Linked DNA regions of Homo sapiens: region 2 is linked to region 1. The links are chromatin loops, found by intact Hi-C in ENCODE. Cell type or tissue: CD4-positive, alpha-beta T cell. All regions are shown on one strand. Links, peaks and the distances in the headings refer to the core of each region. The heading gives the core; the rest is flanking DNA.

Region 1 (16,112 bases), core at 4,491-12,490:
TCGCTCTCTCTCCCAGGCTGGAGTGCAGTGGCGCGATCTAGGCTCACTGCAAGCTCCGCCTCCCGGGTTCACGCCGTTCTCCTGCCTCAGCCTCCTGAGTAGCTGGGACTACAAGCGCCCACCACCGGGCCCGGCAAATTTTTTGCATTATTAGTAGAGACGGGCTTTCACCGTGTTAGCCAGGATAGCCAGGATGGTCTCAATCTCCTGACCTCATGATCCGCCTGCCTTGGCCTTCCAGAGGTCTTATGGGTCTTTTATATCCGAAATTATATGACAAATATATCTGAGGATTTAATGACAGAAAAAAGTTTTCCTTTTCCTAGAAAACTGATGTTCTTTCAATTAACAACCAAGAGAATAAAAATTATCTCTTTTTGTCTTAGACCATAGGAATCCCAGAAAATAAATACATATCTCATTTCAGGTTCTTAGCTGATTTTTCCCCCTTGCCTCTTCCTCAATATGGCTTCTGAATTTGCTTTATGATTCAATTTTTAGCTGTCTTGATGCAAATAGCTTTTTATGATAATGCTTTCTCAGAAGCAGGGAAGGGAAATTATAAAAATATAAATAAATATATATATTTTTTTGAGATGGAGTCTGGCACTGTCGCCCAGGCTGGAGTGCAGTGGCGCGATCTCAGCTCACTGCAAGCTCTGCCTCCAGGGTTCACGCCATTCTCCTGCCTCAGCCTCCCAAGTAGCTGGGAGTACAGGTGCCCGCCACCACGCCCGACTAATTTTTTGTGTTTTTAGTAGAGACGGGGTTTCACCGTGTTAGCCAGGATGGTCTCGATCTCCTGACCTCATGATCCGCCCGCCTCGGCCTCCCAAAGTGCTGGGATTACAGGCGTGAGCCACTGCTCCCGGCCTAAATAAAATATTTAATGTGATTGTAGCTTCATGATATTACCAACAGTTCTCTCTTTCCTGCACTCAACTGCAAGCCAGGGTCCAGTGTTGACCTGGGCAACTCTTCTGGCTCATCCAGTTCCTCATAAGAATTTTTTGCTTCTCTCATTCCGTGTTATGTATATCATCCTAATTGAGCTGAGCCCATGGTGGCCTTTCTTTCCACTTTCCTGATGCCTGTTCTTTACTGACTTTCTCAAACATAACAGTGCTGCTTGAATCTGCTGTCTTCAACAATGTCTAATGTTTTGTATTTATTCATTGTGAAAATTGCATTTATTTCCCAAAAATCTTCATTACCAAAAGCTGGAAACAACAACTTCAGTGTCCTTCAATGGGCAAATGGATACATAAACCATGGTGTATTCACAGAACAGAATACTACTCAGCATTATGCTATGTGAACTAAGCCAGTCTCAAAAGATTACATATCATATGATTTCATTTATTTGAGATACTGGAAAAAGCAGAACTACGGGACAGCGAATATGTTGCCAGAGGTTGGGGTGTGGAGAGGGTCTGAGCAAAGGGGGAACATGAGGGAATTCTTTAGGTGTTGGAATGTCCTGTTTGTGGTAGTAGTTACAAGAATCTATGCATGTGTTAGAACTCATAGACATGTATACCAATGTGAATTCTATTGTATGTAAATAAAAGCAAGCCACATACTAGGAGAAAATAATTGCAAAACATGTATTTGATAAGGATGTATATCCAGAATATTTAAAGAATTCTCAAAACTCAATATAGAAACAAACAACCCAGTTAAAAATGGCAAAAGTTTTGAATAGATACTTAATCAAGGATCATGTACACATGGCAAGGAAACACAGGAAAGGATGCTCAACATTGTCATTAGGGAACTGCAACTTAAAACCACAATGATTTAATGAAATCCAACATTCTTCTATGATAAAATCCTCAACAAATTGGGTATAGAAAGAACATACCTCAAAATAATAAAGGCCATATATGACAAATCCACAGCTAACATATACTGAACAGGGCAAAATTAAAAGCCTTTCCTCTAAGATCTGGAATAAGACAGGGATGCCCACAGGGATCACCACGTCTATTCGACATGGTACTGGAAGTCCTGGCCACAGCAATTAGACAAGAGAAAAAATAAAGGGCATACAAATTGGAAAGAAAGAAGTCAAATTAACCTTGTTCACAGATGACATGATATCATATTTTGAAAAACCTAAAGACTCCACCAAAAAAAACCTATTAGAACTCATGAACAAATTCAATAAAATTGCAGGATACAAAATCAACAAAAGAAATAAGTAGCATTTGTATATGCCAACAGTGAACAATCTGAAACAGAAATCAAGAAAAAAAACCCATTTATAACAACTACAAAAAATATAAAATACCTAGGGATCAGTTTAACCAAAGAAGTGAAAGATGTCTCCAAAAATTTTATAAAACACTGATGAAAGAAATGGAAGAGGACACACACACACAGAAATGGAAAGATATCTCATGCTCATGAATTAGAAGAATAGTGTTAAAATGTTAATACTAACCAAAATGATCTACAAATTAAATGCAACCCCTATCAAAATACCAATTGTATTCTTCATAGAAATAGAAAAAAAAGATCCTAAAATTCACATAGAACCACAAATGACCTTGAATAGTCAAAGCAATCTTGAGCAAAAAGAACAAAGCTAGAGACATCACACTATTTGACTTCAATTTCAAATATTTGACTATTTACTACAAAGCCATAGTAACAAAAACAGTAGGTAGGCCAGGTGGTGACCTTGGTGGCTCACACCTGTAATTCCAGCACATTGGGAGGCCAAGGTGAGTGGATTACCTGAGGTCAGGAGTTTGAGACCAGCCTGGCCAACATGGTGAAACCCCGTCTCTACTAAAAATACAAAAAAACTTAGCCAGGCATGGTGGTGGATGTCTGTAACCCCAGCTACTTGGGAGGCTGAGGCAGGAGAATCACTTGAACCTGGGAGGTGAAGCTTGCAGTGAGCCGAGATCACACCATTGCACTCTAGCCTGGGTGACAAGAGTGAAACAGTGTCTCAAAATAAACAAAAACGAAATAAAAAAACAACAGCGTGGTACTAGAATAAAAACAGACACATAGACCAATGGAACAGAGTAGATAAGCCATAAATAAGTCCATGCATTTACTACCAACCCATTTTGACAAAGGCTCCAAAAACATACATTGGGAAAAGGAGAGTCTCTTCAATAAATGGTGCTGGGTAAACTAGATAACCATATACAAAAGAATGACGTTAAACAACTATCTCTCACCTTGTGTACACAAAAAAACTCAAAATGGATTAAAGACTTAAATCTAAGGCCTGAAAGCATGAAACTACCAGAAGAAAACACTGAGGAAATGCTTTGGGACATTGATCTGGGCACAGAGTTTTTTGGGTAAGACCTCAAAAGCACAGACAGCAAAAGCAAAAATTGTCAAATGGGTTTACATCAAGCTAAAAAGCTTCTGCACAGCAAGAAAACAACAAAGGGAAGAGAATCTACAGAATGGAAGAAAATATTTGCAAGCTATTCCTCTGACAAAGAATTAATAAACAGAATATATAAGGAACTCAAACACCTCAACAGCCAAAAACACACACACAAAAAAAATCTAAAAGAAACAGGCAAAGGATCTGAGTAGACATTTCTCAATTGAAGACATGCAAATGGACAACAGATATATGAAAAAGTGTGCAGCATCACCAATCATCAGGGAAATGCAAATCAAAACCACAATGAGACATCATCTGACCTCAGTTAAAATGCCTTTTATCAAAAAGACAAAAAATAATGGATGCTGTCAAGAATGTGGAGAAAGGGGAATGAACGCTTACTTGTACACTGCTGGTGAGAATGTAAATTAGTATAGCCATTCTGGAAAACAGTTTGGAGGTTCCTCAAAAAACTAAAAACAGAGCTACCATATGATCCAGCAATCCCACTGCTGGGTATATATCCAAAAAGAAAGGAAATCAGTATGATGAAGAGATATATGTTATTGTAACACTGTTTACAATAACCACAATACGGAATCAACCTAAGTGTCCATCAACAGATGAATGGATAAAGAAACTGAGGTGCACGTACACAATGGAATATTATTCTGCCTTAAAAAGAATAAAATCATGTCATTTTCAGCAACATGGATAGAACTGGAGGTCATTATGTTAGGTGAAATAAGCCAGGCACGGAAAGACAAATTTTGCGTGTTCTCACTCGCATTTGGGAGCTTAAAAAGTGTACCTTATGGAGGCAGAGAGTTGATTAGTGGTTACCAGAGGCTGGGAAGGGTAATGATGGAGAGAAAAAAAGAGAGGTTGGTTAATGGGTACAAAAATGCAGTTAAATGGAATAAGATCTCTTGTTGAATAGTGCAGTATGGTGACTATAGTTAGCAGTAATTTGTTGTATAGTTCAAAATGGCTGGAGGAGTGGAATTAGAATGTTCCCAGCATAAACGGGGTGAATGTTTAGAGTGATGGATGTCTCAATTGCTCTGGTTCAATCATTACATATTGTATGCATGTGTCAAAATACCAAATGTACCCCCAACATGTGTACAATTATGTATCAATAAAAAAATCTCATGAATAATTTTGAATATTGTTTATAGATGGAAACAGTAGTTTTTTGCATATATTAGCTTAATTAAAATATGCTTAAAATTTTAAAACCCGCAATAAATATTTCTATTTTAATTGATGAAATAATAAAAATTTTAAAAACTGACAATACTGTGATCAATAATGAGGTGTAGAAAAAAAAAGAAAAAATGGATAATACCTAGTGCTGGTGAGGATGCAGAACAGCTCTAACTGTCATTTATTGCTGGTGGGAACATCAGATGTTTACAGCCACCTTAGAAAATAGTTTGACATTTTCTTTTTTTTTTTTTTTTTTTTGACATTTTCTTAAAAAGTTAAGCATGCCACATGATCCAGCGATTCCACCTCTATGCATTTACCCAAGGAAAGTGAAAACATGTTTATACAAAAACCTGGACATGAATGATTATAGCAACTTTATTTATAATTGTCCCAAACTGGAAACAACACAAATGTTCTTCAGCTGGTAAATGGATAAACATACTGTGATTTACCCATACAAAGAAAGACTGCTCAGCAAAAGGAACAAACTACTGATATATGCAACGAAATGGATGAATCGCAAATGCATTATGCTAAGTGAAAGAAGCTGGATTCAAAAGGCCATATACTGGATGATTCCATTATGACATCCAGAAAAAGAAAATCTATAGGTACAAAAAAACAGATCAATGATTGCCAGAGTCAGGCGGAGGTACTGGCTACGAAGGGACACCAGGAGATGTTTAGACACAGAGGGATAGAACTGATCTATATCTTGATTACGATGGTGGGTACATTACCATATGCATTAGTCAAAACTCAGAGATTGATACACTATAAAGAGTAAATCTTTTAGTATGTAAGTTGAATTTGTATTATGTTCAGTAATCAATATGGTCCTCAGAGCTGGAAGAACTTGACAGTTTGTGAGTTTCACTTTTGTTCTTTCAATTGTCTTTCCTGTTCATATCAATCCAAAAAGCGTTGCGTGTTTACATGTATCATCCATCCTGCTAAGCATTTCTAAGATTACAAAAGAAGTTTAAAACTAGGTTTTTGACCTCGAGTTGTTCATAAGTATGAGGACAGGCATTGCAATTAAGACTTTATCTGGTAAGTAATAAATGGTCATTATAAGTCCCTAAATACAGAGATGACTAGTGAATGCAAATCTTAGGTCAATCAGAAAGTTCTGATTGTATAGTGTTGTATAGATTATAGCTGGGAGGTACCGAAGGGGAAAACTCTTTAAGAAATAATTGCACTAACCTGGAAGTGAGGTGGGTGATCAGAATGCAGACAGGGAGATGGTGCTTCTGGATCCCTGGCTGGCAGATTAAGCACATATTCAGGGACAAAGCTGGGGCACCTAAAAATGAGAAACCCTCAGCTTTCATTACAGGTTTTACAGACCTTTGTAACTTATAAAGAAGGGCACCATGCACTTTTTTGTCCTGGGACAGGCCCTAATCTGTCTCTGTCATGACAGAGGAGATGGAAAGAAAGGGCTAAATCCAAAGACACTAAAAAGAGAGGAAAAAAAAAAAGACTAGAATTTAAGGAATGAAGTAGAGTAGGGTTAAAACAGTGATTTTAGAGTTATCTTGGAAGAATTTAGCATCAATAAACAGAGAACACTGATCAAAAAGGTGGGCGGAGATGTATGATTAGAGAATGGGTCATCCAGTTTGGAGATGTTCTCTTCACCCCAGCTGCTCTGCGCTCCTTTGCCATTCCTAGAACAAGCAGGCACACTCTGGTTGCAGAGCCTTTGAACTGACTGTTCCCTTTGCTTGAAATGCTCTTTCCCGGGCCAGCGCAGTGGCTCACACCTGTAATCCCAGCACTTTGCGAGGCCGAGGCGGGAGGATCACCTGAGATCAGGAGTTCAAGACCAGCCTGAACAACATGGAGAAACCCCGTCTCTACTAAAAATACAAAATTAGCCTGGCATGATGGTGCATGCCTGTAATTCCAGCTACTTGGGAGGCTGAGGCAGGAGAATCACTTGAACCTGGGAGGCAGAGGTTGCAGTGAGCCGAGATCGCATCATTGCACTCCAGCCTGGGCAACAAGAGCGAAACTCTGTCTAAAAAAAAAAAAAAGAATTGCTCTTTCCCCCACGGCTACATGGTACTCCCAAACCTTTTCCACTTCTTTATACAAGCCATACCTTCTGCATGAGGCCCACCTGACCAACCTGTTTAAAACTGTAACCACCCCTCCCAAGTCTCTATAGCCTGTTGGTTCTTTTCTTTTTCACAGCATTTACTGTCTTCTTGCCTGCTAGGATGCTTTAGTCACTTAGAACACCTGTTGTTTACCGTCTACCTCCTTTTGCTGGAATGCAAGCCCTTAAGGGCAGGGATCATTAACTATTTTGTTTATAGTTAAGTTGCAAGCACCCAGAATACTCCGCACATCCTAGGTGCTCAATAAATATTTGTGAATAAGTAAACCATGCTAATTAACATTTACTGAGCATATTCTGAGACTACATATTTTGCCATGTGCTTTAAATCAGGCATCCCCAACCATGGGGCCATGGACTGGTACCCATCAGTGGCCTGTTAGGAATAGGGCTGCGCAGTAGGAGGTGAGCCAAAGGTGAGTGAGCAAAGCATGTGTATTTATAGCCACTCCCCATCACTCACATTACCATGTGAGCACTGCTTCCTGTCACATCAGCAGTGGCATTAGAGTCTCATAAGAGCATGAATCCTATTAAGAACTGCGCATGTGAGGGATCTAGGTTGTGAGAATCCTTATGAGAATCTAATTCCTGATGATCTGTCACTGTCTCCCATCACTCCCAGATGGGACCATCTAGTTGCAGGAAAACAAGCTCAGGGCTCCCACTGATTCTACATTATAGTGAGTTGTATAATTATTTCATCATATGCTACAATGTAATAATAATAGAAACAAAGTGCACCAATAAATGTAATGAGCTTGAATAATTCTGAAACCAACCCCCTCCCCGTCCCATCTGGGGAAAAATTGTCTTCCAAGAAGGCAATCCCTGATGCCACAGCAACTGGGGACTGCTGCTTTACATTATGTATATCACTGAATCTTTACAACTGCTTTATGGAGCAGGTACTATTATTATTCCCATTTTACAGATAAGGAAAGAGACTGGCAGAGTAAGAGACTGACCCATGGTTACACATAGCTACTAAGAATTGGAGCCAGGGTTCAAACCCAGACACATAGACCCCAGAGCCTGCTCTGGCCACGTCCTAGTTGGCTGGTGCCAAGAAGCTCGGCAGATTCTTGGTTGGCTGGTACATTGAAAAGATCAGATCTGTGGGTTGCATTTGTCAGTGGAAGCCATTTGAAAGAATGAGTTATGCAAGAGCAACCTAGTGCTGACGATATGGGTTGATAAAGAGGCTAAGACTGCTGCTATACTTGCACCCTTTGAAAAGATAATAAAACTGGAATGTAAACTCATTTTCACTTCTCAATAGTTTATAAGGAATACAAGGCTTAAATTCACATTTTTAAAAAAGGTATATGCAGGTTGAATCCCTTTTAGTCTCCACTTTTCAGCAAAGTTTACCGAAAATAAAATCCATTTACTGCTGACACTGGAATTGCCTTGTGTGGGTAGTTCATGTGGCTTCTATTTTACTCTATAGACAGGAAAATTTGTTATTCTTTATACACTATCTCTAAGAATTTATTATTGAAATGGGATTAACAACATAAAAATAGTACTGAAGAAAAGCAGATCTTAATTTGGATCGTGTTTTATCAATTCCAGGAGCAGCCCATGATTATAAAAATACCTTCAACCTCCTTAAACATGGATTCACCCTTCCGGTGTGGGCTTAGGGCAGGGTGACCTTTCCCTTTTGATGACCGCCCTCTTGTGGTGAACTGTGAGTATGCACGTCTCCATCTTCAAGATGCTTTGTGAGACGGGAACAGTGTTTTGTACAGAGCATTCCCTGACATCCGGGGTGAGGAGAAGTACTCCCTGCATGATCCTAGTTCTTGAGTAGTCTCTGATGTTCTTTAAACATAAGGGCAAATGTGTTGTTTTTATTTCTAGACTTTATTTTTTGACCGTGTATTTTTATGCCCACTGCTGTTACTGTGACCAATTTTAGTTATAATTATTTTCTCTTTCTATTTTATGGAGGATAATTAGCGAATGGAAATAGAAAAAAATTTAAATAGGTTTAAAAAGGCTTTACATTTTAAATTCGAAGTTCACTCCTTATCCAGAAAACTCCCCATTTTTGTGTTAAAAGCATAAAAAATGTATGTTTAAGGATGAGAAATAACAGAATGTCTTGGGATTTTGAATTCCTCTCATTCAGAAGCTGTCTGAAGGTCAGTGGGAAAATGAGGTTTGGAGGTGATGTAGAATGATTGTGTAAGCTCTCAGCATGTGTCGCTCATGCATGGACACTTGATACTATGCCTCCTGGAAAATGATCATGGATGGTATGCGGAGACCCTACTCCTGATTGCAATCCGTCATATATAATGGCTGCCATTTTAATTTCACTAAATCAAGGGTCAACGTCTCAGGCTTATTTTATGATACACTGAAAAGGTTTTGGATCTTTGGAGTCAAAGAGAACTGAACTTAAATCTAAACTCTGACACTTACTGTGACTTTAGGCAAATTATTTAATCTCTCTTGTTGCAACAAAAAGACAACAATTCCCACTTTGTAGGGTCAGGTAACTCAAAGGAGTCAATGAGTATGTAAGCTGGGCCAGAGCCTTTTGCGGAAGTCATTGCACGAAAGCTCCCTTCCCTCCTGCCTCCCCACCCGCTCATCGCTTATTTATTATAGTGTAGCTGGGAAGACAAGACACACACTGAAATATGGAACAGGCAGAAAATAATAAATTGAAAATGATTTGGTGTGTACACCCAGATTTCCTTATATTATCAATTTGTCTTCATATGTTTGGAGGCTATATCAATAAAGTCTATAAATATGGAATTATATCTTCCTGGAGAGTTGAGGCTCTGGCAAACACTTTCACGTAAGGTAAACCCTAATAATGTTGTTTTCCTGAGAAGCTCGTTTGTTTGATATTCCATGAGTACGCCAGCTCTCTTTTGGCTAATATTTGCCTGGTTCAGGTCTGTGATTCCATATCTGCAGTTCTGAAAACCAAAAAGCTTGGAAAACAAAGTTATTTTTATAATTCTTTTGGCAGCAAAACCTGATCTATGCCAATGTAACACTATAGTCTTATTTATTCTACTTAGTGTGAATATTTATGTTTCTTTCAGAAATATTACTGTGTTTGATTATGGGGTGCTGCCTCAAACTCCACTGTGTTAATGTATAACATAGACCCTATATTAATTTCTTAAATTAATCTGAATTTGAAACACATTTGGCTCTAGGGTTTGGGTTAAGAGTTTGGGCTGCACTGTCTATAAATGTCTTTCTGTCTTCTTACGTTTTAGGTATGTATCTTTAAGTAACATTTAGCTGGATTTGCTTTTAATCTAATATAACAATCTGTCTTTTAAATGGAAGATTTAGGCTATTTAAATCTATTTCTGGCCGGATGCAGTGGCTCGCACCTGTAATCCCAGCACTCTGGGAGGACGAAGCAGGCAGATTGCTTGAGCCCAGGAGTTCTAGACTAGCCTGGGCCACATAATGAAACCCCACCTCTATTAAAAATAAAAATAAAAAAAATTGGCTGGGTGTGGTGGCACATGCCTGTGATCCCAGCTACTCAGCTACTCAGGAGGCTGAGGTGGGAGGATGGCTTGAGCCGAGAGGTTGAGCTGTGATTGTGCCACTGCACTCCAGTCTGGGTGACAGAGCGAGACCCTGTCTCAAAAAAATAATAACAATTATAAGATAAAAGATTAAATAGAAAAATCTATTTCTGGTGTGTTTGAATTTTTCTGTCCTCTCTCTCTTTTTGCTTTCTAAATGTTCCACTTTGTCTATAGTTTTCTCATTTCCAGCATTCTATTGGATTGAGCTTTTTTTCCCCCAAGTTTTTGCTTAATTAGCTAGGAAGTTATATACCCTCTTTATTCTCGTAATGGTTACTTTTGAAATGTTTTTCATGCACATTTAACTTATGAAGTCCAAAATTATTCCATATCTTTAGCCTATGTTTCAAAAATTCCAAGACCTTTCATTGCTCTAGCTTTGGCCGTACTCTTCCAGCTTACAATGCTATTGTCTGGTATTTTCGTTATATCTTATTTTCTAATCACAAAATTCAACATTATTATTCAATAAAGATATTTATTTCTATTTGTGCCTCTATTTACTAATTTGTTTGCACATCAAACTGTTTATCAAACGTATATTTTTTGAACAGTTACTATAGGCCTGACTCAACAGTGAGCAAAATGAAGTATCTGACATACAGGACTTAAATTCCAGCTCATACTAACTGTTTCTTCTTACTTTCAGATCTTCCTTCTGGGATAATTTTCCCTCTTCTTCCTGTATATCTCTTAGATGTTCTACTGGGGGTTTGTTGAATCTTAATTCTTTTTGCATTTTAGATAGCTTTATTGAGATATAATTTGCATACCACACAATTCCCCTATTTAGAGTATATAATTAAATGTTTTTTAGTATATTCACAGATATGTGCTATCATCACCACAGTCAATTTTAGGACATTTTCATAACCTCTAAAAGAAACTTTAACTGTTAGCAGTCACTCTATAGTGGATTGAACAGTGTCCTCCACAAATTCACATCTACCTGGAACCTCAGAAAGTAACCATGTTTGGACATAAGGTCTTTGCACATGTAATTAGTTAAGATGGGGTCATACTGGATTAGCATGGGCCCTTGAGCCAGTAATGAGTGTCCTTATAGAGGGGAGAGGACACACGGAGAAGAAGACCACGTGAAAATAGAGAAGGCTGGGCGCAGTGGCTCATGCCTGTAATCTCAGCACTTTGGGAGGCCAAGGTGGGTGAATCATCTGAGGTCAGTAGATCGAGACCAGCCTGACTAACATGAAGAAACCCTGTCTCTACTAAAAATACAAAAATTAGCCGAGCATGGTGGTGCATGCCTGTAATCCCAGCTACTTGGGAGGCTGAGACAGGAGAATCACTTGAACCTGGGAGGCAGAGATTGCGGTGAGCTGAGATCGCACCCTTGCACTCCAGCCTGGGCAACAAGAGTGAAACTCCATCTCAAAGAAAGAAAGAAAGAAAATAGAGAAAGAGATTGGAGGGATGCAGCTGCAAGCCCAGGAACACCAAGGTTTGCCAGGAGCCACCAGAAGCTAGAAGTGGGGAAGGAAAGAGTCTCCCCTAGAGCCTCCGGAGATAGCACAGCTGATATCTTAGATTTAGCACTTCTAGCCTCCAGAACTGAGAGACAATACATTTCTGTTGTTTTAAGCCATCCAGTCTGTGGTAGTTTGTTATGGCAGCCCTGAGAAACAAATGTACTCTCCATTTCCCCGTTCTCCCAGCACCTGGCAACCATTAGTCTGTTTTTTATCTCTATGGATTTACCTATTCTGGACATTTCATATAAATGGAATCATGCAGTATGTGTCCTTTTGTATTTGTATTCTGTATTTGTATTTGTATTCTGTAGCTGAGCATAATATGTTCCAGGTTATTCATGTTGTGGCATGTGTCAATGCTTCATTTTTTTTTTTTTTTTTTGAGACAGAGTCTCGTTCTGTTGCCCAGGCTGGAGTACAGTGGCATGATCATAGTTCACTGTAACTTCGAACTCTGAGGCTCAAGGGGCTCTCTTGCCTCAGCCTCCTCAGTAGCTAGGACTATAGGCATGTGTCACCACACCAGGTTAATTAAAAAATTTTTTTTGGGCCGGGCGCGGTGGCTCATGCCTGTAATCCCAGCACTTTGGGAGGCCGAGGTGGGCGGATCACCTGAGGTCAGGAGTTCGAGACCAGCCTGACCAACATGGAGAAACCCCGTCTCTACTAAAAATACAAAAAAAATTAGCCAGGCATGATGGCGCATGCCTGTAATCCCAGCTACACGGGAGGCTGAGGTGGGAGATTTGCTTGAACCTGGGCGGCGGAGGGTGTGGTGAGCCGAGATCGCGCCATTGCACTCCAGCCTGGGCAACAAGAGCAAAACTCTGTCTCAAAAAAAAAAAAAAAAAATTTTTTTTGTAGAGATAGCATCTTGCTATGTTGCCCAAGCTGGTCTTGAACTACTGGCCTCAAGGGATCCTCCCACCTTGGCCTCCAAAAGTGCTGGGATTACAGGCATGAACCCCTATGCCCAGCTGATACTTCATGTCTCTTTACAGCCAAATAACATTCCAGTGTAAGGATATACCACATTTTGTTTATCCATTCATCAGTTGATTCACATTTGGATTGTTTGCAGCTTTTGGCTTTTATGACTAATGCTGATATAAAATTCATGTACAAGTTTTTGTGTGGACATATGTTTTCATTTCTCTTGAATATATTCTTAGAAGTGGAATTGCTGGGTCATCTGGTAAATTCATGTTTAATCATTTTAGGAACTGGCAGTTTGCTTTCTGCCATTTTACTTTCCCACCAGCAGTGTGTGTGGTTTCCAGTTTCTATCCATCCCCACCAACGCCTGTTATTATCTGACTTTTGGATTCTAGCCACCCTGCTGGTTGTGCACTGGTCACTCATAGTGGTTTTGATTTACATTACCTTGATGACTAATGATGTCAATCACCTTTTCATGTGTTTATTGACAATTTGCATATTTTCCTCAGAAAAATGTCTGTTTTGATCCTTTGGCTAATTTTTAAATTGGCTTACTTGCCTCTTTATTTTTGAAGTGTGTTTTTTATACCTTCTAGATGAACATCCCTTATCAAATATATGATTTGCAAATATTTTCTTCCATGCTGTGGAAGACATTGTATTTTCAGTTTCTTAGTTGCATCCTTTGAAGTGCAAGTTTTTAATATTTATGAACTCCAATTTACGTATATTTTCTTTGTTGCCTTTGTGTCACATATAAGAATCCGTTGTCAAATCTGAGGTCATGAAGACCCCTCAGTTTTCTTAGCTGTAAAACTCTTATAATATTTATGACTGTCATTCATTTTGAGTTAATTTTTGTGTATGGTGTGAGATAAGAGTTCAGTTTCATTCTTTTGCATATATGTTTACCCAGTGGTCCCAGTGTCATTTGTTGGAAAGACTATGTTTTCCCCATTGAATGGTGTTTTACGTTTTTCAAAAATCATGTGGCCATAGACACACAGTTTTATTTCTAGACTCTCAATTCGATTCCACAAATCTGTATGTATATCCTTATGCTAGTACCACACTGTCTTGACTACTGTTGCTTTGTAAAAGTTTTGAAATCAGGAAATGTGAGTCCGACAACTTTGTTGTTCTTCTTTAAGATTGTTTTGGCTATTCTGGATCATTTGTAATCCCATACCAGTTTTGGAATCAGCTTGTCAATTTCTACAAAGAAGTCGGTTCTGGGATTCTGATAGAAATTGCATTGAATCTGTACATCAATTTGGGGAATATTGCCATCTTAACAATGCTAAGTCTTCCAATTCATGAACGTCAGATATACTTTCATTTATTTACATCTTCTTTAACTTTTTTCAACAATGTTTTATAGTTTCAGAAGTGTATATTGTAAATTTCTTTTGTGAAATTTGTTCCTAGGTGTTTTATTCTTTTCAAAGCTATTGTAAATGGAATTATTTTTTAAAGAATGTTGTATTTTTGGATGGTTCGTTGTGAAAGTATAGAAATACAATTGATTTTTGTATATTGATCTTATGTTCATCACCTTGATGAGCACATTTATTAGTCCTAGTAATTTTTAGTGAAGTCATTAAGATTTTCTAGATACAAGATCATGTTATCTATGAAAACGTTAGTTTTACTTTGTCCTTTCCAATATGGATGCCTTTTCTTTTCTTGCCTAATTGCCACAGCTATTCTATGTTGCATAGAAGTGGTGAGAACAGACATCTTTGTACTTTTCTTAATCTTAGGAGGAAAGTGTCCTGTCTTTCATCATTAATTACAGATTTAGCTGTGGGTTTTTTCATAGATGCCCTTTATCAAGTTGAATAAATTATCTTCTCTTCTCAGCTTGTTGAGTGTGTTTAATCCTAAAATGATGTTGGGTTTTGTCAGACATCTTTTCTGCATCTATTGAGATGATCTTGTGGATGTTGCTTTCCATTGCTATGGTGTTTTTCATTAGTTGATTTTTGGATGGTAACCCAACCTTATATCCTAGGATAAATCCCACTTGTCATGGTGCATCATTCTTTTCATACATTGCCAGATTTGGTTAGTACTTTGTTGAGAATTTTTGCATTCATATTCATGAGATAATGTTCTTTGATTTTCTTGCAATGCCTTTGTCTAGTTTACTATTAGTCCAGTTAATACCAGACTCATAGAATGAGCTGGGAGGTGTTCTTTCCTCTTGTATTTTTTGGGAAAAGTTTATGAATTATTGGTACTAATTCCTTAATGTTTGATCAATTTCAGTGGCGAAGCCACCTGGGCCTGGACTTTCCTTTGTGGGTAGTTTTTTTAAAAAAATTATCTCAACTTTTAATTTAGATTCAGGGGGTACATGTGCAGGTCTGTCATACGGGAACACTGTGTGACACTCTGGTTTGGAGAGCAGATGATCCTGTCACTTGGGCAGTGAGCACAGCACGCAGTAGGCAGTCTCTCGGTCCTCACCCACCTCCTGCTCCTCCCGCTCCTGCAGTCCCCAGAGTCCATTGCTCTCATCTTTATGTCCATGTGTACTCAGTGTTTAGCTTCCACTTGTAAGTGAGAACATGCAGTATTTGGTTTTCTGTTACTGCATTAATTCACTTAGGATAATGGTCTCTAACTGCTTCCATGTTGCAGCAAATAGTATGAATTTCTCCTTTTCATGGCTGCATAGTATTTCATGGTGTATGTGTACCCCATTTTCTTTATCCAGCCCACTGTTGATGGGCACCTAGGTTGACTCCCTATCTTTGCTATTGTGAATAGTGCTGCAATGAACATACAAATGCATGTGTATTTTTGGTAGAATGATTTATATTCCTTTGGGTATTTCTCTACTAATGGAATTGTTGGGTGGAGTGCTGATTTAAGTTCTTTGAGAAATCTCCAAACTGCTTTCCGCAGTGGCTGAACTAACTTACATTCCAACCTGAAGTGTATAAACATCCCCTCTTTTCTGCAGCCTCTTCTGCATCTCTTTTTGTTTGACGTTTTAGTGGTAGCCAGTCTGACTAGTATGAGATGTAGTAGTAGTAGCCAGTCAGAATGGCTAATACTAAAAAGTTTTTATTTGCAGTTTTTATTTGCATTTCTCTACTGATGAGTGATGAGCATTTTTCATATGTTTGTTGGCTGCTTGTATGTCTTCTTTTGGTAAGTGTCTGTTCATGTCCTTTGCCCACTTTTAAATGGGGTTGTTTTTTTCTTGTTGATTTATTTAAGATCGTTATAGATTCTGAATATTGGACCTTTATTGGATGCACAGTTAGCAAATATATTCTCCCATTCGGTTGGTTGTTTACTCTGTTTATTATAGTTTCTTTCATTGTGTGGAAGCTCTTTAGTTTAATTAGGTCCCACTTGCCAATTTCTGTTTTTGT
Region 2 (16,112 bases), core at 2,218-10,217, 200 kb after region 1:
AAATAAAGGCTTGTGTTTTCAGGGAATTCTGAAAGTACATTACGTGATATAATTACTCAGGCAGCCAGTTTACATAGTCTGAACCCCTCTGGTCCACCCTTCCATTAATTAATGCATTCACTTATTTATCAAATGTGTCATGTCTGGTGTGGGCCTGGTACTCTGTGAGGCACTGCAGGTAAAAGATGCTGAAGTCCCCCATTCTCTGCTCTTGGAGAGTTCACGATATGCCCAGAAAGACATGATCCGGAGGAGTGCACAGTAGGAGTGCCCAGGAGAACTCCAGCATTCAGAAATTATAAAGTGATGGATTGCCTGATTCTTGTTTTCTTAGAGTGATCTCATTTTACAGTGTTGAGAGTTACCCAGGACAGCAGCATCACTGCTCTCCAGCCTCATGTCCAGGTGAAGTTAAGCTTGCCCTTGTGCTGAAATTGGGTATTGAGCTTGCAACATGTCAGTGCCAATCAATGCAGCAGGTACCCAGTGGAGCAGACTGATCTCTCATGGTTCCCCGTAGGGGTAGTAGGGTGGCCAATCCCCCTCCGGAGGGATCTTTAGTGAAGTTTGCAGACTTAGTGAAAGACTTCATGAAGCTCCAGAGGAAAGGTATTTGCTTAGAGAAGGTGCAGCCCATGTGAGCTTTGTCTAATGCGCTAAAATTATCTGACGCTACTTACTCTGTGCTAAGACAAAGAAAACTAAGTTATTGGCAGCTACTTTCACATGCATTCCTAACACAGTCTGTGAACTTGGCAGTATTCTCTTTTGCAAATGTGGAAAGCAAGTAGCCAGTAACTTGACGACAGTCATCCAGCTAGTTAGTGGAGGAGCTGAGGTTGGAATCCTGGTTTGGCTGACTCCAGGGTCCATCCCACCACCTGGTGCAGAGCACGTTCATTTTCAAAGAAACGGAGTTTTAAAGCTGGAAGTAACTCCAGCACTCACCTGGTCTAGTGGTTTCCAAATGCTGACCAGCTGGCCTTGTCACTTGGGGAGCTTGCTAAACACGCAAGGAGTGGGGAGATAGATTTGCTGTTAAGTTGCTGATGGTCACCATTCCCTTTTCTCAGGGGAACGGTGTGATTGATATCAACGTGGGATAATGGTCGTGTTACCATAACCTTCTTCCCAGTGGTTAATGGTGATTATATCCTGGTGGAATGGGGAGGTGAGAGCCTAGCTAAATTGTTTACATCAAAAAGAAGGCCTTTTGGAACATCTGTGATTGCTTTGTGTTCCTAAAAGACCTTTTGTTTAACATGGTTCTTTTAATGCATTTTGAGATATGCGAAGTTTGGCCTAGATTTTAAGTAGCTGGTATATGTAAACTTTGGGGAAATTGGGCAGAGACTACTCAGTGGAATAAAGAGATGGCAGAAAATTGGGGCCTGAGGAGAAAGGAAATTCCCAGTGGGTGGCCTGGTCAGGGAGACCTTTAAGAATAGGAAGGTGGAGAATTACTGGATTCTTACGTAATGTTCCCCTCTACTACCATAGCTGGAGACACATTTCATCTTTAAAAAGAGAACTAAACCTGTTTCTAGTTTAGGCTGGCATTGGGAGGAGATAAGAGAACAGACTAAAATATGCCCAGCAGTAACCTAAGCCTCCCTCAAGAATCAATCTCGAGAAATACAAAATACTAGCCATGGGGTTGGGGAATGGAGCTATGTTCTCCATTATTTGAATTTCTAAATCCAGGGGCATCTTATAAAGCGGTAGACCTTAGGGATCCGCAGGAAACAGATGCCCTCACAGATTTTTGATTACAAACAGACTCCTGGGTCCCACTCCCCAGATATTCTGATTCAGTTGGTCTGAAGCCATGCCTGGGAATCAGTATTCTTAACGAGCTTCCCACAAATTCTGATGTACAGCCAGGTTTGGGAAGTACTGGCTTCATCTTATTTTTTACATTTGAGGAAACTGAGGCTCAGGGTGGGTGGGTGGTTTAATGTCTTGCCCCAGGCATCACAGATCACTTCTGTAGCAGAGATGAGGGTGGAAGCACCTTCTCTTGACCCACTAGGGTGTACTTCCCACAAATAGCCATGCTTTCTCTAAAAAACACCCAGCACGGTGGGTCTCAGAGGAGCCCTCTATCTTTCCTGGGACATTTTCTCAGCTGGGAACACCCTTCTTAGGCCTGAAAATGAGTGTCCAGGTGAGGTGGGTGTTTCCTGGGGACCTATAAGTCTGCACTCTCCGAGTGTGGGTTGGCCTCCGATCCTACGCAGCCTCACAGACAGTTTTATTGTAACTGCTGATCCAACCTGTGGAGGCAGACGGGGAACAATTTTCTAGAAAAAAGCCTTTCTGTGTCCACATGGCCCTCAGGATCCAATGGCCCCTTTTGTTCTCGAACAAAGAAAATTCATAGGGGATATGCACTTTTGGCATTACGATTTACACTGTCTAAGCAGTTGCTGGCTACAATCAATCGTCCATTCATCCCTGGCTTTCTTTCGGTCTATTGTCTGCTTGATGGGCAAAATGGCCTTTCAGCATTTCCAGCTGCAGTCCCAGGTTGCAACTGTCTCTGTGTCCGCTGGTCTGGAAAAGCCACCAGATGCTGGGACAAGTTTTCTGCATGGTCACTGGTAACCTTTTCCCTCCAGTCCTCCATGCTGCTGCCTGGGACTCTTCCTGGTGAGCCCTTCAGGATGCTCCTCTTCATCAAAACTCCTGCCAGCTCCTGCTGTCTACACCATAAAACCCATGCCCTTCCCTTCCACCCTCACCAGCCTGGGTTCCTGGCCCTCCTTTCAGGCAGGCAGCTGTTCCATATGCAGCCAGCGTTTGTGACTTGGTGCCTTTGTAACTTTAAGTTCTGCTGCCTAAAAGAACAACATTTTTTGAATAGGCACTTCCCAAAGCAAAAAGGGCAGAAGGCCTTTTAGACAGAGAAAATGTGCCGTACAAGTTGCTATTTTTCCTGTGAAGTCCTTCTCACTTCTAGCTTCTGCTCATAGATCCCTGATAACACCTTGTGTTGTGATTAGCTTGATGTCATTTGTCCTTCCCCAACCAGATTGCCAGGTGCCTGACAACTCATTTCTTCATACCTGGCAAGTCTCTGACTCAAAAGGGTATTGGATCAATGTTAGTTGAACAAATGAGGGAATGAATGAATTCCATTAGCCATGGCAGGATTTTCTCTGGGATAATGAAGAGGGGCCATCTCGGATAGGTGGGTTGAGTTTGGGGTTCTGGCCCCTGCATTTAGTGACCAGCACTAGAAATGGCCCTAGTGAAATTGAGCCTATGGCTCTCTATTTCCTAGTCCCTTAAAGTCCAGGCTTTCCCTTGATGGTGGTGCTCAATCAAGTTCTCTGGGCCTCTAGGATTCGGGTGGGGTAAGTCCAGCATGCTGGAACGAAGTTCCTACGAGTTTTCCATTTCCTGGGAGTCCATACTGGACTTCCGTCTTTTACAGCTTTTGGTAGTTAGTGGTTCTGTTAGAGACTATGTAGTGTCTCATTGTCTGTATAACTGAGAATGTATTCATCTGTGCTCCTCCCGATGAACTGGCTAGCCCTGCCATAACCAAGTACCACAAGCCGCATGGCTTAAACAACATAAACATTGTCTCATGGTTCTGGAGGTTAGAAGTCTGAGATCAAGGTGTCAGCAAGTTTGGTTTCTTCTGAGGCCTCTCCTCTTGGCTTGTGGCTGCTGTCTCCCTACTGTGTCCTCACATGGTCTTCCCTCTGTGTGTCTTGTCCTAATCTCCTTTTTTTTTTTTTTTTTTTTTTTTGAGACGGAGTCTCGCTCTGTCACCCAGGCTGCAGTGAAGTGGTGCAATCTTGGCTCACTGCAACCTCACCTCCTGGGTTCAAGGGATTCTCCTGCCTCAGCCTTCCAGGCAACTGGGATTACAGGCGCCCGCTACCATATCCGGCTAATTTTTTTGTATTTTTAGTAGAGACAGGTTTTGCCATGTTGGCTAGGCTGGTCTCAAACTCCTGACCTTAGGCGATCCGCCTGCCTTGGCCTCCCAAAGTGCTGGGATTACAGGCATGAGCCACCATGCTTGACCATCTCCTCTACTTATAAGGTCACCAGTCATATTGGATTAAAGCCCACCCTAATGACCTCATTTTAACTTATTTACCTTTTCAGAGACCTTGTATCCATTCACATTCTGAAGTCCTGGGGGTTAGGACTTCAACATATGAATTCAGGAAGGATACAGTTCAACCCATAGAGACCTTTAGTGGTTCTTGCTGTTTCTGTGGTAATAAACTGTGCTATGGTGAACGTTCTTTTGTATTTCTCTGGTGACAGGGTGGACATCATGCAGTGGCATTGCAGGATCTTAGTGTAAAGAAATGCACTCTCAGCTTGCTCGGGTGCTCTTGTTCTCCAGCTGGTTGTATGCGTTTTTTCTTTCCCCAAAATGTGTAACAGTTTTTCTTTGTCCACATTCTCATCAGTACTTGGTATTAGCAGACTCTTATGTTTTGCCAATTGGATCAGTGAGAAAAAATGTATAGAGAAATGTAATTCTCAGGCCAGGTGCGGTGGCTCATTCCTGTACTCCCAGCGCTTTGGAAGGCTGAGGTGGGTGGATAATGAGGTCAGGAGTTCAAGACCAGCCTGACCAACATGATGAAACCACGTCTCTACTAAAAAATACAAAAATTAGCCGGGCATGGTGTTGCACGCCTATAATCCCAGCTACTCAGCAGGCTGAGGCAGGAGAATTACTTGAACCTGGGAGTCGGAGGTTGCAGTGAGCCGAGTTTGTGCCATTGCACTCCAGCCTGGGTGACAGAGTGGGACTTGTCTCAAAAAAAAGTAATTCTCCCTGCTAGGCCTACCTTCAGCTCTCTGTTTTCATCATCTGGATGCAGCCAGTGTTATCTTCTTATGTGGCCTTTCAGAGAAATTCTGTGCCCTGCATCGAGCTTTTCAAGTTGTTGCAAATGTTTTACATCATAAGCATTTCTCCATATTATTGCAGAAACTTCCTAAAAGTTGTTTTTGATGGCTGCATAATAGTGTGTAAATAAATGTGCTATAATTTTGAAAAGCAGTCCCCTAATGGTTGGGCATTTGGTTTCTGCTGCTTTATTTAAAAAATATATTCCTTTTAGAAAAATTTGAAAATACAGAAAAGGAATAAGGCATCTATAATCCCAGCCCCTGTTGGCATTTTATTTCTAGTTTTTGTGTTGAAGGTTTGTTTTGTTTTGTTGTTTTATATTTCTGGTTGTTCTTTGGTATCGGCATTTATCTGTGGAAAAGTCTAATGCTTCCTATAGAGTTTGGAATTTTAATTTTCCATTTAACTTTACAGGATGAGAATGTCCACATGCCATGAAATCTCCCGTCTCTTTCTCTCCTGCTCTAATGAGCATAGCAAGGAATGAAATCCAGTGAAGTTGTAATGGGGGTTGACTTGAATGCGGTTAGGTAATTTATTTAATTTTAAGTGGAAAATCACTTGCAAACCTTAACTCTTTAAACTATTGCTAGTAAGAAATGACTTTTACATATTGTATAGTCCATCACAATGTGGAGATTGAGGCCTCCTTCTCTGAACCGTTTAACCCTTTGCCTGGCGAGTGACTGTTTGTTTAGCCTCTCAGTAAATGGGATGTATTTGTTCTTCCTAAGAAGTTAAGGTGGCGATTGCTGAGCATTCTAAGCATTCAGAGTGTGAATGAATGAATGAACAAATAAATGAATGCTCGACTTCCTAATTCAACATGGAAATCACCAGAAATTCTTGATTAATTCTTCCCAGCTTTAGAGCATTCAGCCTCAGGCTTCATTTAAAGTCTACATTTTTTGCGGTATCTCTTGAGGTAGATTTAAGAGAAAACAAGGAAGTGGTCCCAAAACGTATGCAAAATAACTAAGCCTTTCTCAATGATGAACAAGAAATTCCCTCTGTCCAAAGGATCTAAAATTCTTGACTTGGAATGGGATTTTTCTGAAGTGGTGTGAAATATGGACCTTTAAGGCAAAACAGCTTTTTTGGCCTATAAAGTTGAATGATCCCCAAACCCACCAAGCAGCTTCTTTTTATGAATGAGCTTCCTTCCTTCTCAGCCCCATCAAACTTGAATGGCTAATTGATGAAGATTATTTATCAACAATTTCAATAAGAAATGTTAGGAAGGGGAATCTAATAGAGAATGCCAATAAAATACATCAAACTCTAAAACTTTCTAGGACTGTTAAAAATCAATCTACAAGCATCAGTTGATCTCATGAATAAAATATTTCCATCAAAATAAATTTGAAGTTTATTTTATCAATGTTAAATATAGCTGAAGTTGAAATATCAAGCTTGGTTAACATTATTTTGGTGTATAAAAACTTTTAAGAACTTGAAATGATGATTTGCAAACTGGAGTCTCATGATACTTAAAAAAAAATACCAATAAGCCCAGGACAGCCCTGAACTGAATAATTAAATGCATTAATAGCTTATGTAAACTCACTGCAGTAATTTGAACCTTATTCCCGGTAAGGAAGGTGTGAGGCAAACATTTCAAGAAGAAAGCACTATTTAAAACCCCAGTGTGCTGCCTTTTGGATGTTGCTGAATCACTGTTTTTTTGTGAATCTGAAGCAATGAGAGAGGTAGAATTACAAGAAAGTGCTGAGAGAAAGCTTTGCAAACAGAGCAGGGTAACAGAGTAGTCAAAGTGTCAATCCTGCCTTTGTTTTTGCTGAGAAGTCCCTGGAAACAGGTGAGTGATTGACTTCTTGATTAATGCTTCCCAGCTTAAGAGCATTCAGCCTCAGCCTTCATTTAAAGTCTACGTTTTGCAGTATCTCTTGAGGTAGATAGACTTAAGAGAAAACAAGGAAGCAGTCCCAAAACACATGCAAAATAACTAAGCCTTTCTCAATGAGGAACAAGAAATTCCCTCTGTCCAAAGGATCTAAAATTCTTGACTTAGAATGTGATTTTTCTGAAGTGGTGTGAAGTAGTGACATCTTGTGGCCATGTGAGGTAATTTCTGATGATTTCCATGTTGAATTAGGAAGTCAAGCATTCATTTGTTCATTCATTCATTTGTTCATTCACACTCTGAATGCTTAGAATGCTTAGCAATTGCCACTTTAACCTCTGGTTTTTTTTTGTTTGTTTGTTTTGGAGATGGAGTCTTGCTCTGTCGCCCAGGCTGGAGTGCAGTGGTATGATCTCGGCTCACTGCAACCTCCGCTTCCTGGGTTCAAGCGATTCTCCTGCCTCAGCCTCCTGAGTAGCTGGGACTACAGGTGTGTGCCACCATGCCAGGCTAATTTTTGTATTTTTTAGTAGAGACAGGGTTTCACTGTATTGGCCGGGCTGGTCTCGAACTCCTGACCTCGTGATCAGCCCGCCTCAGCCTCCCAAAGTGCTGGGATTACAGGCGTGAGTCACTGTCTGGTGTTTCTTTTGAACAGTAAATGATAGTCTTTCGGAGTAAAGGTCAGATTTTAATGACCCTATTGCTATAGGGTCAAATAATGAATTGTTTCCCTGCCCTGTCCTCTCTCCACTGTAGGAAAAAAGCACACAGGAGGGTGTGTAAACTCCAAGGAGCAGAGATGCTGAAGGCAAAATAGCTTCATTTAAGGCAAATTTCTGCCTCTACATGCTGTGTGACCATAAAAAAAGTGAGCAACCGGCTCTGAATACTTTTCTTCTTAGGAGGAATGCTAGCAATTATAATTACTCTTCAGAATTGTGGGGATTAAATGAGTTAAACCATAATATGAGTTATGAAGCTGACAGAATTCTCAAATGATGATATAGTGGAAATAGGTCATTGTGATATGGGGTCATATAAGTTCTTTGGAGATCAAGTTTCTTGTGTGTAAAAGGTGGGTATTAAATAAGCTGACCAGCATGGTTGCTTCTGCTTCTAACATTCCATAATTTGATGTTTTTCTTCACACTCTTCTGAACCTCTTTATTTCCAGTAGTGAGCTTCTCAACACTTATTTTTTGGCCTATAACTTTGTAGTATTTTGTTTCCTAGGTAATAAGTTCTGAATGACTTAAAGGAAAATACAGGTGTTTTATATGTTATCTTCCACCACTGACATTTCAGTTTTATGGTTGGAGCAGTTAGGCAAGTTTTTTTTTGCGGGCGGGGAGGTAGGGGAGCGGAAGGATGGAGTCTCACTCTGTCGCCCAGGCTAGAGTGCCAGTGATGTGATCTCAGCTCACTGCAACCTCCACCTCCTGGGTTCAAGCAGTTCTCCTGCCTCAGCCTCCGAAGTAGCTGGGATTACAGGCGTGCGCCACCACAACCAGCTAATTTTTGTATTTTTTGTAGAGACAGGGTTTTGCCATGTTGGCCAGGGTAGTCTCGAACTCCTGACCTCAGGTGATCTGCCCACCTCAGTCTCCCAAAGTGCAGGGATTACAGGCCTGAGCCACTGCGTCCAGCCATTTAGGCAAGTTTCTGAATTTAGAAAGAAGCACAAACATTCTGGCAAATATTGAAGTCTTCACTCTGTGCCTAGCAGACACAATAAATAACATGCCTTGTTCACACACGGAAGTGTGAAGTAGGCATAGGTTCTCTTCTGGCCCATGGTTACTAGGCCAAGCAATGCAGTGAATTAATCTTTCTAGTTCTTCCTTCCCAGCTCACTTGTTTCTCAACAAAACCTGGGACTTGGATAAAATTCACAGATTGAGTTTATGTCTTACCATCGTGGGGGAAAATATTTCGAAACAACCTATCTTTTAGGCAAGTCTATTCTTTCCTTCCTCCCTTCATTTTTTCTCTTTCTTGTGATTAGTTTTCTAAACACTGCAAGACTAGTTCCAGAACCTCATGAAAAGAGGTGACACTCTATTTCATCCCACGTTTTGTTTGTAATTCAGTTTATAAAGTGCTTTCTCTTACATTATTTCCTTTGTTTCCCAAACCAACAATCTAAAGTTAGTGGAACCAGATGTTACTATCCGTTTTAAAATTAGGAACCTGAGGCCTGAATAACTTGAGTGAGTTTCCCATGGACACACCCACAGTAAGTGATGGCAACAGAATCGAAACCCTGGGCTTTCCCCTAGGACTTAGGTCAGGCGTCGCCAAACTGCTCAAGTTCATTTTAAGAATTATATTGGCAGGGCACGGTGCCTCACACCTTTAGTAACAGCACTTTGGGAGACCGAGGCAGACGGATCACTTGGGGCCAGGAGACCAGCCTGGCCAACATGGTGAAACCCCATCTCTACAAAAAATACAAAAATTAGCCAGGTATGGTGGCACATACCTGTAATCCCAGCTACTCGGGAGCCTGAGGCAGGAGAATCACTTGAACCTGGGAGATGGAGGTTGCAGTGAGCCAAGATCATGCCACTGCACTCCAGCCTGCATGACACAGCGAGACTCCATCTCAAAATAAATAAATAAATAAATAAATAATTATGCCAAAAATTCTTCTTGTGCTACTTGAATAACTTATAACTTGTATTTAAAATTTGTTTGTTTTGGTCATGTAAATAAAATTGGGAAGCAGAAAAAGTAAGAAACAGAAAAAAATTGTTTTTTAAGCTTTGTTAATCTCCGAATGATGGATAATCCCTTTAGAGAGAAGGAAAGGCCGACAGACAGTCTTGGGTTATTTCCCCATATGTAGACCCTGAGATGAGGATTGAATTTAAGTAAAAGTAGTTTGTTTGGGAAGTGATCTCAGGAAGCATTTGGAATGGGGAGGTGAGGCAGGGAAGGGACGGATGCTAATGCAGAGTGCATTGATTAGCAGATGACCACTGTGGGCTCTGGGGCTCAGCACACCAGGTAACTCTGTGAGACTGCACAGAGCACACCTCATTCATTCCACTGGAGAGAAGAGGAGGCTGGGGTGCTCATGGACCAACTCTCGTTTGTCACTGACACAACTCCCAGCATCATAGAATGTCCTGGAGGTAGGAAAAGCATGCTCAGCAGTTGGAGAGAGCCCCTTGGCGCAGTTGTAGAGGATTGCAGTAAGAAGCTGCTGCCTGCACAGGAAACATGAGTGTTGAGAGTATGTGGGCAGGGCACGCTAGCCCTGTCCCCTCTACCCATACACCTGCTCTGCCTGTGTCTTACGTGATTACCGACTGTGATTCACACATCTAGCACCATGCAACATGCTAACGGAGACGCAAAATATTTGTAAGGATCTAGTACCTCTTCTTATCACAATAGGTTGATTGAAAATCCGTGCACACCTGAAAAAGTAGCACAGTAAGAAGGCTTATTGTCAAGTGTCAAAATGAGTAAAGCGGACGTCAAATACTACAGAGGCTCAGAGAAGGGAGTAATCAACTGAGAAGTCTTGCTGAGGAATTTGGGTGGGAAGAATGAAGCTTGAATGTGGGACCAAACAGGCAGGTGTGCCGCATCCTTCTCACCTGTCCTCTATACAATGGGAAGTTGAAAGTTTCCCCCTCCTCTGTCAAATTAATATATGAAGATAAGGCTGGGCACAGTGGCTCACGCCTATAATCCCAGCACTTTGGGAGGCCAAGGCAGGCGGATCACGAGGTCATGAGATGGACACCATCCTGGCTAACACGGTGAAACCCTGTCTCTACTAAAAATACAAAAAATTAGCTGGGTGTGGTGACACGCACCTGTAGTCCCAGCTACTTGGGAATCTGAGGCAGGAGAATCACTTGAACCCAGGAGACGGAGGTTGCCGTGAGCCGAGATTGTGCCACTGCACTCCAGCCTGGGCAACAGAGTGACACTCTGTCTCAAAAAATAAAAAATGATAAAATAAAAGAAGATAACTTAAAAAATAGTTTAGAGGCTTATGAGGGAATGTGATTAAAGGTAGATCTAATATTTTTAAAATAATTGATTAAAATAATTGATTCAAAGTGACAAAGGTGCTACTACTACTACTAAACCAGATGGGTGGGGTACTGTTAAAGTCATGCTTAAAATTTATAGCCTTAAATTTATATGTTAGGAAAGAACAAGGTATGGAAATAAATGATCTAAACTTTCATCTCAGAGGTTAGCATCACGTAAGAAAATTAAACTCCCCAAAAAGTTAGAAAGGAGAGAATAAAGGTAAGAGGAAAAGTTAATGAAATAGAAAACAGTCAATAAAGAGGATCAGTAAGACTGAAAGTTCATTCTTGAAAAAGGAGCAATAAAATTGATAAACTCCTGGATATACTGATTTAAGAAAAATAGATAGAAAACACAAACAACTATTACCAGGTATCAAAAAGGAGACAATACCATAGATCCTGATGCAAACAGGATCCTTTTCAAATGCAAATTTAAAAGATTATAAGAATATCATGAACAGCTTTAAACAGTAAGTTTGATGAGTTAGATGAAATTGACATGTTCTTTAAAAGGTCACAACTGACCAAAACTGACACAACAAGGAATATAAAAATCAGAATAATCTTATAACTATTAAATAAATGGGATCTATAATTGCCAACTTTCCCACGAGGAAAACTTTAGCCTCAGAGTCTCAATGGTGAATTCTTCCAAATATTTAAGAAAGAAGTAACGCTAAACTTTTGCAACTTTTTCAAAGAATAGTAAAGAACAAAGATAATCTCTAATGTTTGAATAACCTTGATACAAAATATAACAAACATTATAAGAAAACTACAGGTGAATCCTACTCAGAAACCCTGAACAAAATATTAATGAAGTGAATGGAGCAATATGTCAAAAGGATAATAAACCTTGCTCAGATTGGTTGATTTTGGGAATGCCAGTTTGGTATATAGCATGCTCACAGAATAAAGAAGAGATATTATAATGATCATTTTAATAGGTACATGACAAGCAATTGGATACATTCAAGATCTACTCAAGATGTTAAAATCCTTGGCAAGTCAGCAATAGAAAGGAGCTTCTTTTATCTAATGAACACACAAAAACCTATAGCAACCAACATGTGATAGTGAAAAGTTGAAAGCTTTTTCCTTGAAATTAGGGACAAGAAAACATGTATTAGAATTACTAGTAAATGCAATAAGGCAAGAAAAAGAAATACAGGAGAAAAGGGTTGGAATGGAAGAGATTTTTTATTAAATAGAGTTTTATAGTTTTATACATAGAAATCCTATAGGAAATACATACAGATAAGTTATTAGAATTGATAAGTGAGCTTAGCAAAATCATGAAATACAAGGTCTATATACAAAAGTACTTCCACAATACATATAAAAGAAAAAAGCAAAAAATCCAGACAAATAAATACATATTACAGGACCCCATTTTATGTAAAGTCCAAAAACCAAGAAAAACTCAGGTATATTATTAGAAGTCATGACAGTTACTTTTGAGGAAGAGGAAGGTGTAGTGATTGGGTGTGGGCAGAAGAGGTGCTTCTAGGGGGCTAGCGCACTCTTTCTTGATCGAGATAGTTTTTCACAGGTGTTCACTTTGTGATAACTGAGCAGTACACTTATGTTTTGCTCACTAATTTACATGTAGGAGAACATTTAACACAATAGAAATCCCGGTAGACCAGTTTAGTAAGCAATAGTATCTATAAATAACATATAATTTTAACTTTAGAAACATTAAATTATTTGAAGGCAATTGGAAGAAAACCAACCAGCATTAATTTATAAGCACAGAATCCACAATCAAATTGTGGCAAAAAGTAATTTTGCCATTACTTTTAATGGCAAAAACCACAATTACTTTTGCACGAACCTAATATAAATAATGAAACCTAAACATGTGTCTTTAACAATTTCTGGAATACTACAGGTGCATCACTTCTTCCATCCTCTCTGGTTACATCTGTGTCATTAGTTATGTAATTATGTATGCATGTGTCACATCTGTGACACTAACGGATTGGTATCTCTGCCTGGAGGAACCTGGGGTCTGAAAAAGGTGCTTGGTAAATTGACCTGGGATTGCAGTGACCTTAGCAGCCTCTTGCTTGGAATGCTCTTCCTGCACACTGCTCTGCCCTTTTCTGCTCCTGCTCCTTCCCCAGTCCTGCCTTCCAGAGGCACCCAACTTCAACTCTGCATATCTTTCTTCAGTTATTTCATCTCCATATTTCTACTTAGCATCCTACTGACATTTTTTCATTTACCCATTTTAGACCTCATTCGTTTCGTTGACTTCCTATTATGGTTCTTTGTACCTCTTTAAACCTCTATTCACTTAACCTTCCTCTACTCTCCTAAGATTCAATATTTACATTGTGTTCTTATGTAAATATTGTCCACCCTGGAGCCAAGTGGTGTGTCATGATAACATTTCCTTTCTTGAACAACTTCTATTTTGCCTAGATTAATAATTGTCTTGTCTATCATTTGCCCAGTTTTCTTTATACCTATTGGTCATCCTTCCCAACTATCTCATATATCTCATGAGTGTCTCTCAGTATTATTTCTCACATGGTCAATATCTTCAGAATATTGATCAATTCCACTTTTAACCACCCCACCCCCCCAGAGATACCTTCCTGAAGCCTTCTGTTTTCCTTCAATCTAGACTCCTTGCTCTCTTGGGTGGCTGCTTATCTTCATCCACCTGGGACTTGCCTTTGCCACTCTCCTCTATTGAATCCCCTGTTTCTTGGAGTCTTTTGCATAACTCTTTCTTGGTTTTCTCCATTTTTTTTTTACTTCAATCTTTCTTCTGATGCTACTCCACTGGAGTAAGAGAGAAAGATTGTTCAGGAGAAAGATTGCATGAGACATGATGTCTAGTCTACTCAAAACTTTATTAAGAGGTTGATAGGGTATAGAATTTATGGATGAAAGCCATTTTCCTTTAGAAGTTTAAGGAAAAATAAACCTCCATCAGTTGCTCCATTGTAGATTGTTTTTATTTTTGGCTCCAGAAGTTTTTAGTTATAGAAATGTGTCATGTTTTGATATTTCTTTATGTCTTGGTGTGGGTCATTCTTTATTTACTATTCTGGACATTCGGTAGATCCTTGCAATATGCAAAGTCAAGTTTCCACAGTACTGGGAAATTTTCTTTTATTATTTATTTGAAAGTTTCCTCCTTTTGCTATCCCTTCTCCCTCTCTGGGACTCTTATTAGTCATACGTTAATTTATAGTTCATTATTCTTATTGAATTTAAACATTTCATGTGCTTGATTTCAAATGTTTTGTATTCTCTAATTGTTCCCTTTTAATGGGAATTTGTTCACTTATCTCAGAGGAAGAACAATGACAGGCAACCAACAGTGAGCCCTACAACTATGAAAAAGGGACATGGGACTCAACTTAGTGTGAGGGAACAGAGAACGCTTCTTTGTAGATGTGACATCTGTGCTCAGCTAGGCTTAACTAAGCAAAAAGGAAACTGGGGGGCACACATTCCGGGAAGAAGGAAGAGCCTATGTAAAAATCCTGAATAGGGAAGGTGTGCAGTGCATTAGCAAAGAACTGAAAGTGGCCAGTGTGATTAGAGTTGAGAGCAAGGGGGAAAGCAGCTCATAATGAGGCTGATAATGTAAGCAAGAACCAGACCATTCAGGGCCTCTGGCTACATTAAGCATTTCAGAGTTTATCTTAAAGGCATGAGAAGTTATTACAAAGTTCAAAGCAGAGCAGATCATGTAATGCTAAATTTTATGGGTGAAAGTTTGATGAGAAACAGGATATTTATATAGTGTCAAAGTACTTTGCCACAAAATACTTACTGACTGCCAAGGGAAAAAAAATAAATAGAGAAAGCTATCAGACACCACTCTAACCAAGTGATCAAAGTTACCATTACCACTAATGGATGAATCAGCATCATGTACCTCCTCATGTAATGCACTGAGAAGAACATAACATCACTCTGTGATACTTCTGCTAACAACGCATGCCTGGATCAGATTGTGGGAAAACATAAGACACACACAATGGGAGGGACATTCTACAAAGTTCCCTGTATTCTTTTAAAACACACACACATACTTACACAGTGAAGTATCAAAAGACAGGGAAAGACTGAGGAACTGTTCCAGGTTGAAGGAGACTGAGGAGACATGGCAACATGTGATCTGGGATGGATTCTGGACCAGCACTTTTTTCTCTTGCTATAAAGGGCATTAGTGAGACAACTGGAAAAAATTGAAAAATATCTATAGATTAGACCTTAGATCAATGTCAATTTCCTGATTTTCATAATTGTATTGAGGCTATCTCAAAGAATATCCTTGTCTTTGCACACTATAATACTTAAGGGTAGAAGGGCATCTTGTGTGTAACTTACTCTCAAATGGCTTAGGAGAAAAAGTAGAGATAGAATGAATGAGAATGAGAGTTACTATGAAAACAAATGACCCATGATAAAACATGATAAAATATTAATACTTGTTGATGCTCAGAATTCAGGAAAAATTAATATTTGGAGAACCCAGGTGCAATAAATTCTTCATGCTGCTTTTGCAACTTTTCTGTAAGTCTGAAATTATTTCACGATTTTAAAAGAGATTGCTTAGACTGCAGTAAGAGAAGCCATTAAAAGAGGACAAAAGGGGATACAGCACATGGAGCCCATTTAGCAGGCAGTGTAGGCATCTAAGAGAATGCTTACGGTAACTTGGTGTTGAGTGGTCGCAGTGGAGTTGGAGAGGAGTGGATGGAATCAAGAGGTATTTAGGACACGAAGTAGACACGAGTGGAGAAGGATGTAGAGCCAATGGGTGATGCCATTCACTGAAATAAGGGAGAGTAGGAGATGCAGGCTTAAAGAGAATGATGCTAAGTTCTATTTTGTACAACTTATATAAGATATCTTTAAAATATCCAAGAGGAGAGTTAGAGTAGGCAGTGGATTTGTAGCTCCAGAAATCAGGGACGGGTTCTGTGCTGAAGATAATAGTTTGAGGCCATTTAGCACATAGATGGCAACTGAAGCCGTGAGCATGGGTGATGTTGTCTAAGGAGCAAGTGGAATAGAGAAGAAGGCTAAGAAAGCCCAACATTTAAAGGTTGGATAGAAAGGAAAACAAATGTGTTCAGCTTTGGAATGAAAATGGAGATGCAACCGCAGGTTTTCACATGGTGAAAATAATTATAAAAGGATATTATATGCAATTCTATAATGTATTGGAAAATGTAAAGAAAACAGATAATTTTCTAGCCAAAGACAAAATAACAATTACCAAACTTTGGCAGACTATAACTGTAGAAGAGTAATTCTACAT

Evidence for each region. Peaks named below come from ENCODE experiments on the same cell type or tissue, not always from the same donor. Only the 100,000 strongest peaks of a DNase experiment are listed, where the experiment ranks them.
Region 2: a loop joins it to region 1, with 4 times the contacts of the local background. A loop is called at or near these places in 40 of 110 quality-filtered maps.

What each region holds. Positions count from the first base shown.
Region 1 is chr6:20,284,152-20,300,263 of GRCh38, reverse strand. It overlaps LOC101928573 (a long non-coding RNA gene), which reads right to left. Exons shown (of 4, transcript XR_007059489.1): 2 at 5,789-5,888. Among named protein-coding and RNA genes, the nearest start is that of MBOAT1, 80 kb to the right of the region's middle. RefSeq lists a silencer at 8,267-8,568. In CD4-positive, alpha-beta T cell, for the core only: CTCF peaks have their summits at 8,167 and 8,366 (motif pointing left); a DNase peak (open chromatin) is centred at 8,383.
Region 2 is chr6:20,083,068-20,099,179 of GRCh38, reverse strand. No RefSeq gene overlaps it. Among named protein-coding and RNA genes, the nearest start is that of MBOAT1, 120 kb to the left of the region's middle. RefSeq lists an enhancer at 6,484-6,987. In CD4-positive, alpha-beta T cell, for the core only: CTCF peaks have their summits at 6,774 and 6,973 (motif pointing left); a DNase peak (open chromatin) is centred at 6,949.